2 separate regions of the Mus musculus genome follow, and region 1 is linked to region 2. Evidence: chromatin loops called from intact Hi-C (ENCODE). Cell type or tissue: heart. All regions are shown on one strand. Each heading gives the region's core, and the rest is flanking DNA. Links, peaks and the distances in the headings are about the cores only. Region 1 holds the start of Bmp2 (bone morphogenetic protein 2). Region 2 overlaps Hao1 (hydroxyacid oxidase 1, liver).

What was found. Peaks named below come from ENCODE experiments on the same cell type or tissue, not always from the same donor. Only the 100,000 strongest peaks of a DNase experiment are listed, where the experiment ranks them.
Region 1: it touches region 2 in a loop (5-fold over the local background); 5 of 42 quality-filtered maps call a loop at or near these places.

Annotation. Positions count from the first base shown.
Region 1 is chr2:133,546,497-133,556,051 of GRCm38, reverse strand. It overlaps Bmp2 (bone morphogenetic protein 2), which reads right to left and starts at 3,893. Exons shown (of 3, transcript NM_007553.3): 1 at 2,701-3,893; 2 at 1,284-1,633. The coding sequence starts at 1,626. RefSeq lists promoters at 2,928-3,243, 3,733-3,931, 2,928-5,804 and a cis regulatory region at 4,905-4,915. In heart, for the core only: CTCF peaks have their summits at 3,839 and 5,748 (motif pointing left); DNase peaks (open chromatin) are centred at 1,111, 2,841, 3,801, 5,511 and 3 weaker places; H3K4me3 peaks cover 3,207 bases; H3K27ac peaks cover 2,539 bases; H3K27me3 peaks cover 2,333 bases.
Region 2 is chr2:134,535,392-134,544,946 of GRCm38, reverse strand. The region is part of intron 2 of Hao1 (hydroxyacid oxidase 1, liver); the gene reads left to right. Among named protein-coding and RNA genes, the nearest start is that of Gm52526, 12 kb to the right of the region's middle. In heart, for the core only: CTCF peaks have their summits at 1,241 and 3,718; no DNase peak of the experiment used is centred there.

The sequences.
Region 1 (9,555 bases), core at 1,111-9,110, 990 kb after region 2:
CCCAGAATCACCTGGGGGTGGAAGGTGGGGGTGAACACCCCAGAATCTCCCTGCTTTCAGTAGGCAAACCTTGAGGAGCAGAATGTGGTCTAAGCTTTGCTCCCAGAAAGCCCTAGACACCAGTTTGAAAGAGATGGATTTCCAGTGCCCTTCATAACCATTGGCTGCCTCAAGACAGATCCATCTCGCGCTCTGTGACCTGCTTGTGGGACTTTTTCCTATTATCACCCAGACTTCTCAAGGTTTGAGTCAGTCATCCCTTACTGGAGATGGGGTTGGGCTATCATTTCAGAGCCTAGATTTCTACTTAAAATTTATCCCCTCAGCAAGGCAAAGCAAAACTTTAAAAAGGGAAATTCTCTCCCAGCTCCCCACTGTTCTATAAATTGCAGCTCACTGACAGACAACTCTGAATTCTTCTAGAACTTGAAGGAACTGATGTTCTATGGAGAATACATTAAGTCAAAAGCACATTGAAAGTGGCACACACAGAATTGAGCTAGGTCATGATTTTTTACTAACTGCTTTCAGAACATCGGTGCAAGAGACTTCAATAGGCCTCTACAGCCTTTCTAATCCAGGAAATTTCAGCTGAAATAAACAACATTATTCTATCTTGGGAAATCATATTCATATATTTGTTTAAAAACCCCATTGCCTTGCCTAGGAAGGTAGCAGGCAGTGGGAGAAAAGGCTTTTATCTGAAGGCTTGCGCTGTCTCCACTTGGAGATTTAAGATTTAAGCAAAGAATCGAAGGTCATTGTGGAAACAATATGACGAATTGTGGAATTGATCTCCCACGGGGATTAGATAGGGATTCAGAAATCTTTCAAACTAGGCCCAGATGAACAGTAAATTTGAATGCTTTGAGGCCCTGGATTTGATTTGCTAATACTATCTCCGAACATTCTGCCCTTGGCTCTGCCTAGCTTAAAACTACAGCGTGAACACAAGTCACAGATCTGAGCTTCCAAGCAGATTTAAGGAGCTCCAACTCTCTACCTTCTGTGGAAATCTCGCATGCTGTGCTGACTAGGGGCTAGTCAGTCTCTCACCCTCTTCCCCATCACTCGATTTCCCTCCAGTTCTAGGGGGAGGAGCCTGTCTTTTGGCTACTTGCCAGGAAAGGGTGAGGACTCACCAGCGGGGAATCCCTGGCTGGGGCCACAGAGGGGACCGTACAGAAGCCGAAAGGCCTTCTACTGTGCTAGTGGAGGCCCGGGCTGCCCGCCTAGTCTCCGCCCGCCCGCCGTCCCCGCCCCGCCACCCGCCGCCCGCTCACCTTCGTGATGGAAGCTGCGCACGGTGTTGGCGCGGCTGGCTGCCCTCTCCAGCCGGTGGTCTGGGGCGGGCGCTCCTGGCTGGCCTGAGTGCCTGCGGTACAGATCTAGCATATAGGGGGGCACCACGACGTCCTTGCTGGGGGTGGGTCTCTGCTTCAGGCCAAACATGCTGAGCAGCCTCAACTCAAATTCGCTGAGGACGTCTTCCGAAGGCCGGGACAAGGGTCGGCTGGATGCCGCGGCGAACTTCTTGCGGCCCAGCTCTGGAATGAGGCCGGCCGCGCCGCCCAGGAGGACCTGGGGAAGCAGCAACACTAGAAGACAGCGGGTCCCGGCCACCATGGTCGACCTGCGGACAGGGCCGACGTGAGTCACCCACGTTCCCCGCCCAGTCCTCCGCCCGCCCCCGCGGCCTCGGCTCCCATAGAGCTCGCTGGCCTTCTCCAGGATGCCCTCCTGGCATGTCATATTCGCGGGCTACAGCCTGGATGATCAAGAGGATGGAGGACCCCCAAGTCCCAGCCGGACTTCTTACTTGGGGCTTGGTCTTAACTCCCAATTAAAAAGAGCATTGACCGTCTGTACCCTTTTCTTGTGACACTAGCTGGGAATGCGGGTGTCAGGAAGCTGGGAAGCCATAGGTTGGTCGGACACTGCATCCCTGACAAACTTATACAGTGCAGCGCTCATGTGCATATTAACAGACACAAATGCACAAGTGACTTCCTTAGAGGCGCTGTATACAATTTCCTGGTAGTTGAGCATATCAAACTTGTAGATTCAGTAAGCGCTAAACTCAAGATTACTGCTAATGACGCCACTTGCAAGTTGTGGCCTACGCCCCTAACTATTTAAGGTTGACCCACAGGCAACCCTGTCCCCCTTCCCCAGACTCCTGTGCAGTCAAGAAATCCATGCACCTTCCTGCAATTAACTAAATAGATAGTGTTTATGAATGCACGTGTAAGCTATGACACATTCGCATAGTCAGTAAACACACATGGAGAACCCCAACTTTTAGTATCTTCCTAAATGGGACCTACTTCTTAAGGATAGCCAAGGATCTCTAAGGCTTGGAGTACTTACTGGTCAGCAATGAACTAGTAAAATCTACTGGCCATACTCTTTAAATGGATTTCTGCATTTTTTTTTTTGAAAGCCCAAAACAGCCCTTATAATGTATCGAAAACTTGGGGAGGAGGAACCGGCTGGAGGAAGGTCGCAGGCCAGTGGGCAAGGCAGAGGGATCTGGGGTTTGGAATGCCTAACCCCTCTAGGGATCCGCTGCACGTGCACCGGGTGAGGGTATGTTTACGTCCACTCCACTCCACCAGTCCTCCCAGGCGCCCTGCGCCGTTGGGCGGGAAGCGGTGTCACCCGCCAGCCAACCCCGGGTCCCCGGCCCGTGTCCTCTACCTTTAGGAGACCGCAGTCCGTCTAAGAAGCACTAGGGGGCACGTCCATTGAGAGAGTCTCCACATGGAAAAAGCTCTGTCCGAGGGACCTGGAGCAGCAACTGGGCTTCTGTTGCTTTTCTTCGCCTCCTCCTCCTTCTCCGGGTGTTCTCCCTGTAGGGAACTGTGTCTTGGGGTGGGCCCAGCGGGCTGAGGAAGAGAGGTGATCGGGCTGGAGGCGGCAAGACTGGATCCGCCGGGCGAGGACACCGGCGCGAAGTGGGGAGCCCAAGTCACTCTCCCGGCAAGTTCAAGAAGTCTCCAGCCAAGTGCTGACACACAGCCTCGAGCAGGGGGAGGAGTGCGGGGCCGGGACGGGAAGGGAAGGCTGAGGCAAGGCTGCTGCTGTCGTCGGCCTCAGGGACCAGCGCTGGCGGGGCGCGGGGCTGGCTCCGGGACTCGCCGGGCGAGGGACGGACGTTCTGCGTTAGCTGGGCCGCGACCCATGGCTCGGGGCAGCCATCGTGGGCGATGCCGTGTCCGGGCAAGGGCGCAGCGAAGATCTGGGTGGCGGGCGGGCCGCCACTCTGCATCCCTCAGCCTGACTCTGGCGCACCCCCATCAGCGCTCGCCAGCAGAGCCCGCACGGCTGCGGCGCCCCGGCGTCCTGGGGCTCATTCTCGAGACAGTCCAGCCGCGCGTCTCGGGTTGCCAAACCGGGTGACCTCGCGCTCCGAGCCCTCGGGCCAAGTGTCTTTTGTGGCAGCCTGGGGTCCACTCACTCTTCCGCCCGCTCGCCTTGGGCGCTCACTCCTGGGTCAGAGTGGCCCCGCATTGAGGGTAAGACTGTGCTCCGGACTCCCGGTTCTTAGCGTCGGTCCGCGACTCTAGCTTCTCCCGGACAGCCGAGGCCACAGCGCCAGGCGCGCACAGTCTGGAGTTCCAACCCGTGTCGTGCCAGTCCCTCGAAGCCGCGGGTGACCCTCGCGTCTTTCGCCGGGAGGGCGTCCGGTGCCTGGTGTCGCCTGGGGAGGCTACGTCCGGGGCTGCCAATCCCGGGCGGGCTGTGGGAAGCGCAGCGGCGGCGGGCGCAGTGCGAGCAGGGCTCTGCGCGGCAGGGCGAGGACTCCGGCGGCGACGACGGAGGCGCCGTGGCGCGGCGCTCGCGGCTTTTAAAGGAGACGCCGCCTGCCGGCTCCCTCCCGGCCGTGGCCGAACACCTCCCCCTCGGAGGCGCAGCGCGCCGGGGATCCCCGGGCGGGCGGGAGCGGCGCGCAGGGGTGTGGACGGCGCGCCCTACGGGGCGGCCGCGGTGGAGCGGGGCGGGGCGAGCGCGCGGCCGCTAAGGGGTCGCGTCCCGGATGAGTGTGAAGCCGACCCCCGGGACCTGGATCCGCGCCCACAGCTGCGGGAGACTAGGGCAAATCCAGAGTCCACTGGCCTCTGAGTTCCCTCATTGGGCCAATATTCAACTTGAGTTTGAAGTTTTTAGGTAAGAGCACATTAAAAAGAAGAACAGAACTTACAAGTTATTAGACATTTTGGCAAAAATGTGAGCAAACGCTTCTGTTTTGAATGGTGAGAAGAAAATGTCGAGAAATAGCCGATACACATCTGAGTGCATTATTACATTTTATAAATATTCATACATTTATATTCAAATAAATGAATCTAATAAAAAGATGCATATATTTTATATGTATTTATTTATGTAAATTATAAAAATACGGGTACAGGTTTCTGAACATAGATACACACTTGTAAAGTGGACATCCCTTCTAGTGATGTGTGTGTGTGTGTGTGTGTGTGTGTGTGTGTGTCCATGTGAGGGGACAATGAGAGTTAATAGAAATTCTCTTTATAGAAGCGATCACTTCGATACTTGTGATATTTATCTTCCCTTCCACACCCACCTACTCCAGAGTCAGGTAACAAGACAATTCCGGTTTGAGACCTTTGAATTTTCTGCCTGGTCCTCTCTCTCCACTGGGTCTCCAGCAGTAAGGCTCTGGCTGTGGCCAAGCCAGTTTTCTTCCTCAGCTGGAAATGTCCCCAAAGCTGCTGAGCCAGGATTCTTTTTTGAAATCTTTCCATTTCTCCCTACATTCAGGAGCCTTCATAGTACCACCACTGGCTACCCACAGGACCCCCAAAACTATGGGCTGAGCATTCCTGTAGAAGACCAGAGTGAATAACGTTACGTTGTGAACCAGATCTTTCCAGTTTGCAAAGCAAAGACCGAGAAAGACCAGAAGCAGGGGCTTTAATGATTTTTTTACCCACGTGTGCTAGCTTTTCAGTCGGGGAGCTAAAATAACTCTAGGTTCGTTCACCTAAATCGGATTAGCAACCCACAGAGGGAAATTAGGCCCTGGCTGTTTCTAGAGCTGTAGAGGTCAAATAAGGTATTTTTGAAGGAAGGCTGTCTACAAGGGAAATTAAAGGAGAGGAAGGGATAGATCCAGCAATTTGCGATCAGCTACTGTATTCCTTTTTAAAACGTGTTGCAGAAGTTGTCACTCTGAATCATGAGACACCAAACAAGGCGGCAATAAAACACTCCACTCAGACGTGTAAGTGTGTAAGTCAAAAGGGCTGATCGCCTCTGAAGCCATTTCCTTCCCTATCAAGTTTAATTGAGAAGTTAACCATTGCTTCTGTCATCGCGGAGGCGGAAGGAGCAAAGCAAGAAACTCCGAACCTATATGAGATTTAAATGAGAAAGTTGCCTTTAATGAGGAAGAGAAAGCTGACAGCTGTTGGACCAACCCCAAGAAAAGATGAAAATGAAACCTTTGGTGATGACATCAACAATGCCTTGCAGCTTTGGGCCTCTGGAACACCAGAAGAGAGAGTTTGGCCGTTTAGGATATCCTTAGTAATCAAGTCTCTGAGGTAAAATGGATGCCTCTGGACAGTTACTCCACCTTGGTGGTGCCTGCTGGCTTCTTTTTTGTAGCCCAGAGAGGTGCTGCTAAAAAGCCTTTCCCAGGAACTTTCCTCAAGTTTGGCCCAATTTCTCTGAAGAGCACTCGACTGTTGTTTTTTTAGAGATGGCTGCCCTCTTGTGGTGGAAATGAGTGTAAACGCATGGGACCTAGAAGTGAATCCAGTTTAAATGAATTCTCTGTTCTTTGGAATACAGTGTAGATGGTCATGTTCAGTCCATTTTTCATGCAATTGAAATTGTAGAGAAGAAACAAATACAGAGACTTATTGCTTTTTACACTCTATGCTGGTGGCCTCCTCCCACCCACAACAAATAATGTGTGGTTACTTAATACTTTGAGGGGGTACTATCTGTCTTCTCTGAAAATGTACAGTGCTTGCGGACTTGCTCGATCTTACCATTAACAAAGTTTTTCTCAGTATCTGCCAGTTCAGAAGGCGAGAGTAGCTCTGGAGTAGCTCTGAATTTATCCTATTTAGCGTCTCTGTTAACAAATATGTAAGGGGTTTCCAGTGGCCAGGCAGTCCTGGGGCAAGCTAAGGTGAGAATTACAAGTCTGATCTTTGTAAGAAGGTCCAGACACAATGTATCAGAACACAGTCTACTGGTTAGGACTCTACATAAAGGAGGCTGCTGCTATTCTATTCTAGTCCGTTTTTTGCCAGGTTTTCAGGAGATATCGGAAATCCTCATTTGTGTGTGGACATGACCTGGGATGAAATTAAGTACTTAAAGAGTCATACTTTGGCAACTTTTCCTTGAGCAGTTCAGCCCAGATAATGTTTAATTTTATTGCATCCTGCAGCTATTAGCATTCAGCATTGTTCCTACTAGGTGGACCATTATGCAAATTCACATGAAAATAATGATCCCCATGTATTGTAAAGGTCACAGCAGGCGTGACATGATCCATCTACCTTGTAATTGTCATTCCATTGTAACCTGTGGCAACTCCCCTGAGAAACCTCTTAGCCTGTGCATCATTTGCTGCTGATGCGACACCCAACCCTGGCTCTCCTCACTCCTGATTCTTTCCTAGGGACCAGAAGCTACAGCCGAGAGTAGCATTTGCTCTACCTAGGGCTCACCTAGTCAGTGTTGGATTAGCCACAGTAAGAATGATGGGTGGAGTGATTTGTAGGCCAAACTAGGCCAGGTTGGCCAAGTCACATTGTTTTAGACAGCCATCAAATCTTGTTTAATTACCATATAGCAATATACTTGCATATGTGACCAATGATATTAAAATGTTTTGCTATTGTATTAGGTTGGAAGAGGGAAAGGGGGTAGTTACAATCTCTTAAGATAAAAGAAGTAATGTTTTTTAAAAAGGAGTCAACCTCAGTATTAATGTTTTTACAAGGTAGCTATGGAGTCAGAGTTTTCACCCAAAGCCTCTGTATTGAAAAACCCCTCCCATCTAAGTGTTATAGGTATACTTTTGGAGATGTGACTGGATCATAGGGACCAGTGTATTTATCTATTGACAAATTTCAATTTGGAAAGCTTTATGGGCAGTGACATAAGTGTTAGGGAATGGGGACAGGTTGATGGAAGTAGTCACTGGAGACAGGCTTTCAAAGTTTCTGCCTGTCTCTTCCTGGGGTCCAGCCTGTCACTTCCTGGTTTTTATCCTATTGTCTCTTCCTGGTTTTCATCCTGTTTCCCTGTCCTGGGTTCCTTCCTGTTGCTCTCTTGCTTCCTGACCACCATAAAGCAAGAGGCCTTCTCTCCCATGTGTCTCTCCTCCATGTTCTTCCTCACTGCAGGTCCAAAGAAAATAAATGGAGCCATACACCGTAGACTGAAACTCCTGAAAACATGAGGCAAAAGAAATATTTCTTCTTCTCAAACTGTTTTAGGTATTTGTTTCATTGTTTCAGAACTAAAAGCAAAAGCAAACAACAACAACAATAAAAGCAAACTGACTAATACTACCCAGTCTATAAATCTTTACTGAGGATCTATGAACTTCACAACACTATGTTACTTGGATCCGGTGCATAAAGACACATAAGCTCTGCACATCCTTTATTTAGGAGCCTGTGGAAGAAGTATGATATGTTCAGAGGTAAAGAAATATAAAGCATAAGACATATGACAAGGACACTTCAGGAGAGCAAAGAGTTGCTGAGGGACTAATGGGAAGCAATGTGAAATTAGTAAGCTTATAGCAAGGACAGGGTTGCAGATTGGATGTGAACTCTCCCCTGAGGGCTCCCTATCTGGTGGTGTTATTCCAGGAGGTGGTATTATAAGAACATAAGAGGTAGAGCCTTGATGGAGCAAGTAGGTCACTAGGGCAGTGGGTCTTAAGCTTTTACATCCAGATTCCCAACTGATCTGTGTTCCCTGCTCTGCTGAGATGTGGTCCTACCCATTTTGGTCCTCTACCAGCACAACTTCACTAAGACATACTGCCTTCTAGTGTGAGAGCCTTAAGTTGATTCTTGTCAGGTACTTCATCACAGCCATAAGTACCAGTGACAGCAGTGTTTCAGGGGACTAGTCAGGTGAATACAATGGCTGGGAGCTAGGGAGTGAGGTTCAGCAGGTGACTACATAACACCAGCAGCAAAAAAAATTTTCATCAGAACCATTAATTGTTAAATTTTAGATATAGTTTCCCATGTGTTATTTAATTCAATTTTTTACAAAAAAATTTCTTGGGGGGTTATTAGCTATATTTTATAGATGAGAACGTTGCTTAGAGAGTGAACACTTTCCCCAAGGTCTCACATCTAGCAAGCAGCTAAAATCTGTGTTTTTGTAATCGTGATGTTAATAGTCTCTCAATTCCATACAGTGGTAGCAAGCTGGAGTCAACACATCAGGTGAGTGAGCATGGACCGATGCACAAGACAGTTCCAGTTTGGAAGTGGAGTTGGAATACAAGTCAACCAACATTAGAAAGTATCCCAGTGGGAAACAGCAATGGTTCATACTAGAGGAGAAGTTGAAACAAGTTTAACAATGGAATAGTGTATATAGTTGTGTTCAGTGTGAAGGGAAATGGAAGAGGACAGTAACGTCCCTTGTCTCTGCCGGATCACAGGAGGGGCAATTACAGCTGAGGGACTGTCTGTCCTGGGCAGACGTGGAGTGCTGTAAGCAGAGTAAATAAGTCAATTCATCTCTCCTTTTCTTCTCAGCCTTTGTGACTATCTCCTATTGATATAACTTAACCACAAGGGCAACTATATTAGGCACCTACTGCTGTGTAACGAAAGATTGTAATCTTACTGGCTTAAGGCCCACTTATTATTTCACAGTTTCTGTAGGTCAGGCAGCCAAGCACAGGTTAATTGGTTCTCTCAAGATCTCACAAGGCTGCAATCAGTGTTGCCCAGGGCTGGCTGCAGTGTCATTTGACACCCAAGCTCTTGTTCCAAGTACCTGTGGTTGTTGGCAGGATTCACTTTCTTCCAGTTACAGAACTTATCCTTGATCACTTCTTTCCAAAGAGCCAGCAGAAGACTATCTTTTTTTAAAAGTTAGAATTACCTTTGAAAGTTTCACCTGATGATGTTAGGCCTGTTCAAGATAATCTACATTTTTGATTAACTCATCTTCAATTGACTACATGGGTGGGAGTTTCTTCATTATTGCCACATAATGCCACCCAACAATAAGAATAATACTCTGCCACATTCGCAGATACAGCTTACTCTCACGGGTAGGGGATTATGCAAAGTCTACATACCAAACACTCAGAATCCCGGCTCTAATCTGTAGAGTTAAACGATTCAGGTAAGGAGCAAGATAAAAGCTGTATCTAGAGAAAAAATAAAAAACACAAGACTATCAGACATGATATCTCTGCAAGAGAAGCAACATTAGGACCTATAGCTCTTGGATGATAGTCTGAGGAGTATGAATCAAGAGTAATTATTTGACCAGAGGAGTACCAGAGATAGAGATGCCTAT
Region 2 (9,555 bases), core at 592-8,591:
GCAAGGCTTGTGCATTTAGGTGTGGGGTAATGATTTTCTTTGGCAGGAAAAGGAGGGGGCCCTTGAGAGGATGCTGTGGGTGACTGGGGTATTTGAATTCATTACTTCTTCCTGCCACTGTTGGCTTCTAGAGAAATGTGGACCGAGATAATAGCTCTGTGAAGGATGTAGTTAGCCACAAGTAAGTTTAAGCAAGAATGGAGCAACCTTCATGTTTAGCCGATTACTATCTGAAATGCAGGAAACTATCACAAAATCAAGAATCTATTCATTGATTTATTCCATTATTTCCAGGAAGAATTAGACAATCTATATCTGATCCTTGAAAATATTGCAAAATCTGTTCAAGTTTCCATGGAAGAGTTTTGTCCACCTCCTAATTATCTGGCCCCTAAAGTTTGTATTTCCAGGGACACAGCCTACGTGAAGTTGGGGCCAAGTTCAAAGGACAGAGGTTAGTTTGTGATCTCAGGACAAAGTGTCCCCAACAACCTGGCAAATGAGAATAAATGAGGGTCAATCACATCTACAGGGAAAGGACTGGCCTGTGAAACTAGCATGTTCTCCTGACAGTTATAGATATAATGACAGTTATAGATATGGCCACAGCACCATAGTCTCACATACCCCTCGGTGATTTCCAGAGTTCTTCCAAGAATCTGACTCAAACACCCTTTACATTGTCCTGTCATCACTGTGGGCACAAATAGGCTTGACCTAGACCCACAGCTTCGATTCCATGTTTTCCCATTGTCTGATGGCTGTAGAATGCACTACACATTTTATTATTAATTTTGAGACGCAGTGATGATGCATACAGCATACCAGGTAAAATTCAGAGGCCCTTCACATATTAGTGAAGAGCTGCTAGTCACTGAATGTATGCGAGAGCTCTACATTCTTTAGTGTGGAGTCCTGAAATAAATGCTAAGGAAGTCCACGGGGGTGAAACATGCCACTTGCTCACTTTTTCCCCAGACCCCCAGGTTCCCAAAATCTTCCTCTTGCATATATATATATATATAACTGCTTTCAGAAAAGCACAGTCTATTCATAAGGAAAACCACTTTATTTTTGAGCTAATACTTTTGTCTTACACTTAAAGCAAGGACCTCAAAAATTACCTTTGAAGGCTAAGCTTGAGATATTTCATGTCCATAGAGTAGAGGAGGTAGGGAAACTAACCATCTATGCTCAGTGCTAAAGGCAGTGATTGCCTGTTTTATCCCAAAGGGGGCAGCCATGAACTTGCTTCAGCTGACTGTTCCTGAGAGAGTGAGGGAGTGAGCTGCCAGCTCTTCAAATATCTCAAAAGAAGCCAGCAATCTCATTTTTAAAAAAATGTACAATTTCTTGTTTATATACGTTGGCAAATATATCAAAATTCTTTAAAACGTTATTTGTGGCAACAGTGTGTGGGCCAAAACAAATACAACTGTTACAACCTTCCCGGGCTGTTCAGCAAGGACAACCTATTTATGGACGAATTCACCACCAAGTGGTTTTTGCATCTTAGGGCCGCTGCTCCTTTTCACTTTCTAAGGTTACTGTTTCCCCACTGATAATGTCCACTGCTTAAGAAAGCCTATGGTTTTGCATACCATGTCTCAAGGGGCTTGGGGCTGTTCTGAAGGACCTTAGAAACTTAGTCATCACTGAGCATGCCTGCTGTTGTAAATTTAGTAATTAAAAAGAAAAGTTCTTTAGGGAAAGCTTTCCACTGCTAAACAATACATGACAGAAAACCTGTCCGTGAAAAAACTGCAAAACAAAACCAGCTCAGCATGATGGCTCATGCCTGCAAGCTCAGCCTCAGGAGATGGGGCTGGGGGTTGCAGTGAGTGGGTAGCAGGTAGGGAGGGTTACATAGCAAAACAAAATGACCGCATCACCGTATCACCATAAGACTCAAGAAACAAAACCAGAGAAAGAAACCAATGCAGGTAGCACAATTTGTATGTTATGTTCTCTCAAATGTACATTACCTTATATCTTAGTAATTTATGTATGTGATTTGTATGAATGCAGGGATAGGCATTAAACAGAAAGAATGTGGAGGGTCAGAAGACAACGTTTAGGGACCTTACTGAACCATCGTACAGCCCTCTCACAATGAATTATCCTTTCCATTACATATTTGATGTGGAAAAGCCTAATTTGGTGAGAAAGTGAAGACAAAATGACCTCTGTCTGAGAGGCCCCTTGGTCTTGCAAACTTTATATGTTCCAGTACAGGGGAACACCAGGGCCAGGAAGCAGGAGGGGGTTGGTAGGGGAGCAGGGTGGGAGGAGGGTACAGGGGACTTTCGGGATAGTACTTGAAATGTAAATGAAGAAAATATCTAATAAAAAATTGAAAAAAAAAGAAACCAATGCAGATAGAACACAAGAATCTAGAAAAGCCCCAGAGATGCTAAATGATTTTTACACTTAAAAAAAATTAAAATTTCACCAACTACCAAAGACAGTTTAAAGTATATAGTTGGCCTCAAACATTTTCCTGGGGTTTCATGTTTTTCAAAGCATGCTTTAAGGCAGTGGTTGGAGAGCCAGGACAGGGAGTGAGCACCTGTGTGCACTTGTGTTTCTACTCACACTGCACCCCTGGGATATGAAATAGGAGTGGGAACATATTTATCTTTGAATCTTGGCAAAGACACAGATAAATATTTGGTAAATATTTCAGAAATTGAGAAAATGATACTTCAAAGCCAGTGGAAAGATAGCCAATATTTATTGAACCATTGATGTGTCTCAGAAATTTTAAATTTATCACATCTATTGCTTAACACTATCCTAAAACACAGTCACACGAATCCCTAAGGTCTGATCTTTAACTCTATTAATGTGGAAACCGAGGCTGGGTGACATTAAACGTTTTGTTCAAGGTTGTTATTCCATTAGTCAATGCTGACTGTGATATCCTGGTCAACCACCGGTATTTCTCAATATCTTTAATTGGAGCAGGAGACCCAAGGCAAGGCCTATGTGCCCATCTAGGAACATTAATCCAAACCATAGCAGTTTTACCCTTTTGATTCTGGGAAGAAGAAATAAACCAAAGAAAATGAAAGCCATTAGGAAATACTTGGTAGCCTTGAATCAACATCAACAGAAACTACAGTTTCTAAAACTCTTATGAAGTAGAGGTGTGTGACTGGGAGCACCACAATTTTTTTTTTGAGGCATTATACTGTGACTAAAAGATTTGCTACAGAACATTATTTATCCTTATAATTCCACCTTAACAGCTGGAAATTGTTCTAATATTTAGTGAATAGTAAATGTCCATAAATAAGAGACTTTAGCCCCCCTCCTTTTCTTTTTATTTTTTGTCTTTATTCTTCAAGAAATTACTTCTGTATTTTACTAGCAAACGGTGATCAAGGTTATTTAAATTAGCAAACGGTTTCTGTGTTGCAAGATGGGTAGACCACTCTGATCTCTCTTGTCTCTTTCATTGTCAACCTAGCTGTTGATAGCTGAGCCATCTCTTCAGCCCCAAGTCTGATTTCTCAAATGCTTGTTGCTATGCTACAGGTGTTACCAGGGACACTCTCTCATTGTCTGCATAGTGACCATAATTGAACGAACTTTACCATAGTCCATGGAGTTGCATAAGCCTACTTATTTAGTGACTTTACACATGGGGAATAATAATGAAAAAAAATTTATTTATCTTCATATTTCTAGCTTGTTATGTGGACAAAGACCACATGAGGGAGTACTGGGACCTTATATAGAGAAAGTCACCACTGTCTAATGCGTTCCAGGAACGCTCAGCATATTAGCAAATTCTTATTAAACTGTCAAAAAAAAAACCCACCCCGTTTTTAAAGAAATCCCCTCCGCTGGATGCAATTAGAGGCTACCTCACAGGATTTGATGGGACATAAAAACATTAAATCTGAACACTTTCTTTTTGAGCCTAACACATTCCAAAGTGAAGTTTGGGATTCAGCTGTGATTGGCCACCTATTAAGGTGCAGGTGGAAGGGAGAGACACAAAGAGCTATACACTTCAGAGAACCGAGCTCAGTGGAGGAGCGCCGCGTTCTAGCTGTTGAATTTTCTGGATTTTCCGAGATTAAGTGGTCAGCCTTCACACCGACAGACAGACAGAGCACTCAGCAGGAAAGCACTGTCATTTCCTTTGCTTCCGACTCAAAACGATGCCGTTTTGAAAGTTTTATTGATTTATATATTTATGTGTTATTCTAGGTGACCAGGGAGATGTATACATTTCAACATTCCTACTAGGAAAAGAACCTCATTGTTCTTAGTTTTACAGAACCCAGGCAAAGCAGTCGCTTGCTCAGAAAGACAGTTTTTACAGTTTTTTGTTTTTTTTTTTAACTTTTCTGCATGTTAGGGTATTTGCTGTCCTAGGAATAATGTTTGGATTTTACATCTCTGCCATTGCTCCTCAAAATGGGCCCGCAGGACGGGTTGCCATTATCACGACTGGGAAGAGAATGGGATGTGTGGGCAAGGAATAGTCGGTGGTGGGCAGAAGGGTTTAATCTAGGTATCTCTCTCTCCAAACTCTGCCTGTTGTATTGTCCATTTTAACTAAGGAAAAAAAATAAAAAAAAAACGGAATTAGGGACAAAAGGGAACAGATCACCTCACACTTTCTGCACATTATGTTTTTTTGGTAAAAAAATGAGCATGCCAACAAGTAAGTTAAAAACATAAAAATAACTAGTCCGTGCTTTTAAAATATCCTTGCTTCAAGTAATTTTAGCTCAGTTTTATGGTTTAGATCTGCTTTTCTAGAAATCAAAAGTAATGGTTGGGGCACATTTCATATGTATACACACACACACACACACACACACACACACACACACAGACACACACACAAACACGCACTCAAATGCAAACAGTATATGAAAGACTACTGTACTGTATTGCTTGTAGATGTTCCTGACTTAACAATAGATGGTATCCTGATAAACCAATTTTGAGTTGAAAATATTGTTCAGATAAAATGCATTGAATGCACTGAATTTGCTAAACCCCTCAGCTTAGCAGTTCACACAGGTTGCTTACCCAGTCTTTCTTTTGATGACTGGAACTTATAGCTCACAGCTACTGATCAACATGACAAGCAAGAGAACAGCATTTGGACTACTGCTGGCCTGGGAAAATACTAAAGGTCAAAGTTTGAGGTGTGGGTCCTACTGAATACATGTTATTTTCCTTCTGCCAGGAACTCAAAAACCATAAGCTGACCTGTTGTAAGTTAAGGGGAATCTGTAATTAAACAAACAATTTCATATCTAAAAATTCATAAAACCTAAAATTCTATTTTTTTATCTGAAAGTTAAGTTCAGTATAAAAATCACTTTTCGGGAAATAAAAATTGTTCATCAAAAATGGCTATTAAAAATTAGCTAGCTCTATTATAATTAGAATCATCATCAAGTGGTATGATAGCAAGGATTGGCCACAAAAATGTAAGCAATTGAGTAGTTTTGTGAAGATCATGTGATTGATTTTGTGACTTCTTAGTGGATGTCAGATTGTGACAGTGGGCAATTGATTGTGGTGTGTCCCAACACTGAGGGAGTTAAGCTGTGACAGTTGATTGAAATCACCAGGGAAAGCCTTGGTGATCTTCAAAGTCATTCATCATTTGGAAGTGTCTGACTACAGGATGGTCTCTTTCTCATTATCTACCAGTTATATGGGGACTGGACCACTCAGCACAGGAGAATGACAAAGCAGGTGAGGTGATGTTTTACTGTAATACAGTGTTGTGGTTGTGCCCTAGCGGTGGGCTGGAACAAGGCAGGCAGGTCTAAGGAGTCATTGGGTCTGATGGGTCTTTACAAACACTTCTGTATATTAACCAAAACAAACAAACAAACAAACAAACAAACAAACAAACAAACAAAGTACAGTGGCAGGCTAGTGTGAGCCTGGAGAATGTACTGCTACGATTTGGAGAAAGATTCATGTTAAAGGAATTAATTGTAAGATTAAGCCTGTTTCCCTCACTTTTGTTGAAAGTACTTAAATTGATTAAAGTCCTTAAATGTTAAGGTTTGTTTGACCATTTCTAAATAGTTTGAACGTAATTTGCAGTTCACTTAGTTAATTTCCTCAGAACTCTATTTTTCCAGAGAAGCCTAATAATACTTCGAGACACTCTTGAAACATTGGTCATGCCCTTAGTCCTTGCAAGATGAAAGGCTGACGAATGCAACCGGACATTAAGGTGTATGTTTTTGCAAGTACTTCAGCATGTCAGACCTTGAATTTAGAGTGGCTTGGTACTCTGTCACTGCATATTTTCCCCATTACACAAGGACTTCCTGTGCAGATGACAAAATTCGTTTTCAGCACAGATGTTTTGGTGACTAAGTTTTGTAGGAGCATTTTAATCAAATGCATCTTACAATGTTTTAGACCTTTTGAACAAATTAGAACTTTCTCCTTGCTTCTCTCTCTCTCTCTCTCTCTCTCTCTCTCTCTCTCTCTCTCTCTCTCTCTTTCTCTCTAAAAAAATGTAACTTTGAAAACTCAAGTCTCTTTTCCCATAAAAAAGAGATAATGACCAAACAAAATGTTTGAAATCAGGATACTGATTGGTATTGAATGGTGGCTTCGTGGATCATACTGCTTACCTCATGTGTAGTCCCACACTAGTGTACATGTGCGTTTCAAATTTTCAGTGTTTGGGTCTCAGTCAGAATATGGGAGGGTCTCTCATGAGTTAATGTTTTGAATAATAGTCATAACTTCACTGGTGTAACTGTGGATGGAAACCTTCAGGTCTATCGGTGTTTTTTTTTGTTGTTGTTGTTGTTTTGGTTTTGGTTTTTTTTCATGTCAAGTATAAGCATGATGAGTTTTTGTTTTATTTGATCACCTAATACTCTATTTATAAGACTCTTGGACTTGACATTATATATTTGGAAGCTATTTTATAATTGGTAAATTAGAATTTCCCATCTTTGGGTAATCACTCTTTTTCCCTTTCCATCTTTGGACATTTAAATTTGGATCCAGTCCTTAATGTATCCTTCTAATCTGAAATCTAGGAAGCTGGGGAAATGATGGATAAAACAGGTTATGAAATACATCTAGTGATGGTTAAATGAACTGAGGCTAGTCACCCTAATGCAGTTTAACTCCTCCACGCAAAAACATGTAAGAAGTGAATATGGAAGAAAACGTTTTCAATAAGGGTTGAAATAAAGGAACCTGCCCCAAATCCAGGGGCCCAATGGCACTGCTCAGCCATAAGGCAGACCTCACCAGGCATACTGTTTTGTTGAGCTATTAACTTGTTTCTAGTTATATGAGCCACTGTACATTGGACTTCAGAATTTACATTAGCTCAATTTTTATGCAGACAGTTACAGATGTGACAGAGTAAGAATGTAGATAATACTTCGCTGGGTGGTGGCTTCGTGGATCATACTGCTTACCTCATGTGTAGTCCCACACTAGTGTACATGATTTAACTTTAGTAAGGACACTTTATTTGGGTGGATTTGAGAGCTGAGCACTTGCTATCATTACTCCACAGCCTGGTATGCGGGTTGTTTATTTGCTAGTGGACTGAGTTTCTCATATCCGTTTGATAATGGCCCCTTGTCAGGCATATGATTTGCCCATGTTTTCTTCCAGTCCACTAGTAGTCTCGTTTCTTGTTAACTGTTTTCTTCACTGTGCTGAGACATTGAAGGTCAGTGAAATCCCTTGAAAACTGAGAAATAAGATTAAAATGTGACCCAGTCATCCCACTTTTGAAATATTTAAGGTTATTTAAATTAGCATGCTAAATATATAGTTGCAATCTCATGGTCAGTTCAGCATTATTCCAAATAACCAATATGAAAGCACCTAAGATCCCATTAATGGATGAACAAATAAAGAAAATGTGGTATGGATGCATGCACAATGAAATATTGTAGAATTGTAGAGTAAAGTGCTAGAAACTAGAAGCTGTGGTTGGGGGATGAGGGTGGGGAAAGGAGGATGTCAGTCAGAGTCTAGGATGCTATGATAGAACTGAGAAGCCAGAGTCCAGGCTGAGAATGGGGAAAGGAAGGAGTTAATCAAAGTCTAGGGTAGACTAGAGGAAGAGCCATTGGGAAGCTATGGGGCTGCATGAAACCACTCTGAATACTGATATATTATATATTTCAAATTTTGCTGAAAGAATTGGATTTTAAAACTTATTTTTAGTGCTATGGGTTGAACTCAAAGCCTTATTATACATACTATTCAAGTCTCTACTGAGCTATATACCCAGCCTTGAAGAAGAGATTTTTGATATTCTCATCACAAAATTAGTTGCATATGTCACTAGCATAATTGATTATTTTTTACTATGAGTTCATAAGTCAAAAGATCACATTGTATCATCATTATACACACAATTGTCACTTGTCAATTAAAATTCATAAATATATGCATATGAAAAAGGAAACATTGCTGACTAGGGGCACTTTACCTTAAGATGATGTTAAGAAGTGTCTACGATAAAATATGGAGAATTTGACAGAGCTCTTGGTTTTCCTTTTCCATATTGCTGTAGAAATTACTGCGCCTAACCCATCACAGTCATGTGACCTCAGCATTCAGCCATGCCTCTCAGCGAAGTGAAGGTCAGCAAAGACTCAAGACCAACAAGCACTGTGCACAGTTAGCTCTATAAGCAAGCCTAGCTCAGTCTCCCACCCCATGTAACAATTGGTTGAGTCCTTTTTTAGTCCTCCCTCTAAACATCACCTGTCCTCCAGCACGTGCATCTGTCTCAGCTGACATCACTCTGCCAATCAGTCTGAGTCTGTGGAAGTGACAAGAAGCCACAGCAAGCACAGCACACCACCAGAAGCTTTTTTGGTGTGTTTCTTTTTATGAATTCAGGACAAATGGAGCTCAACTACACAATGTAAGGCAGACCACTACATGCATGAGAAGAATCTCCCATCATGTGTCCTTTCATGTGCTTTGCTTTAGCTAAACATCCTTTCACCTGTGTCTGCTTCAAAAAAATCTTCATTCAGGAGTCTGCCTTAGTCACTCCTGCTAAACATTCCTTCACGTGTTTGCCCCACTAAAACACCATCCAACCAACTTTCCAAAGAACCTGTAAGTTTCCACTTCAAAAAGGTTAGCTGCTCATGGTAGCATGAATCTGAAATCCCAGCACTTAGAAGGTTATGACATAGTGACAAGAGGGTCTCTTGTTCAAGGCCAACTTAAAATACGTAACAAATTCCAGGTCAGACTGCGGTGCACAACAAGACCAAGGAAAGAAAGAGCTTTCCTCTGATATTTTAGGGTTCTATTCTTGACATTATACCTTCAGGATGATAAAAATAAGTGAAAATAAGAAACCAAAGTTCCAAGAGGTCACATGGGGTTCCCATTTACTTGGCAGTGTATTCTTCTAGATATGTTATACTAAATTTATTATTATTATCATTGTGCACGTGTGTGTGTGTGTGTGTGTGTGTGTGTGTGTGTGTGTGTGTGTTTGTGTGTGTGTACATGTATGTCAGTCAGAGGGCAAATTTGTAGAGTTGGTTT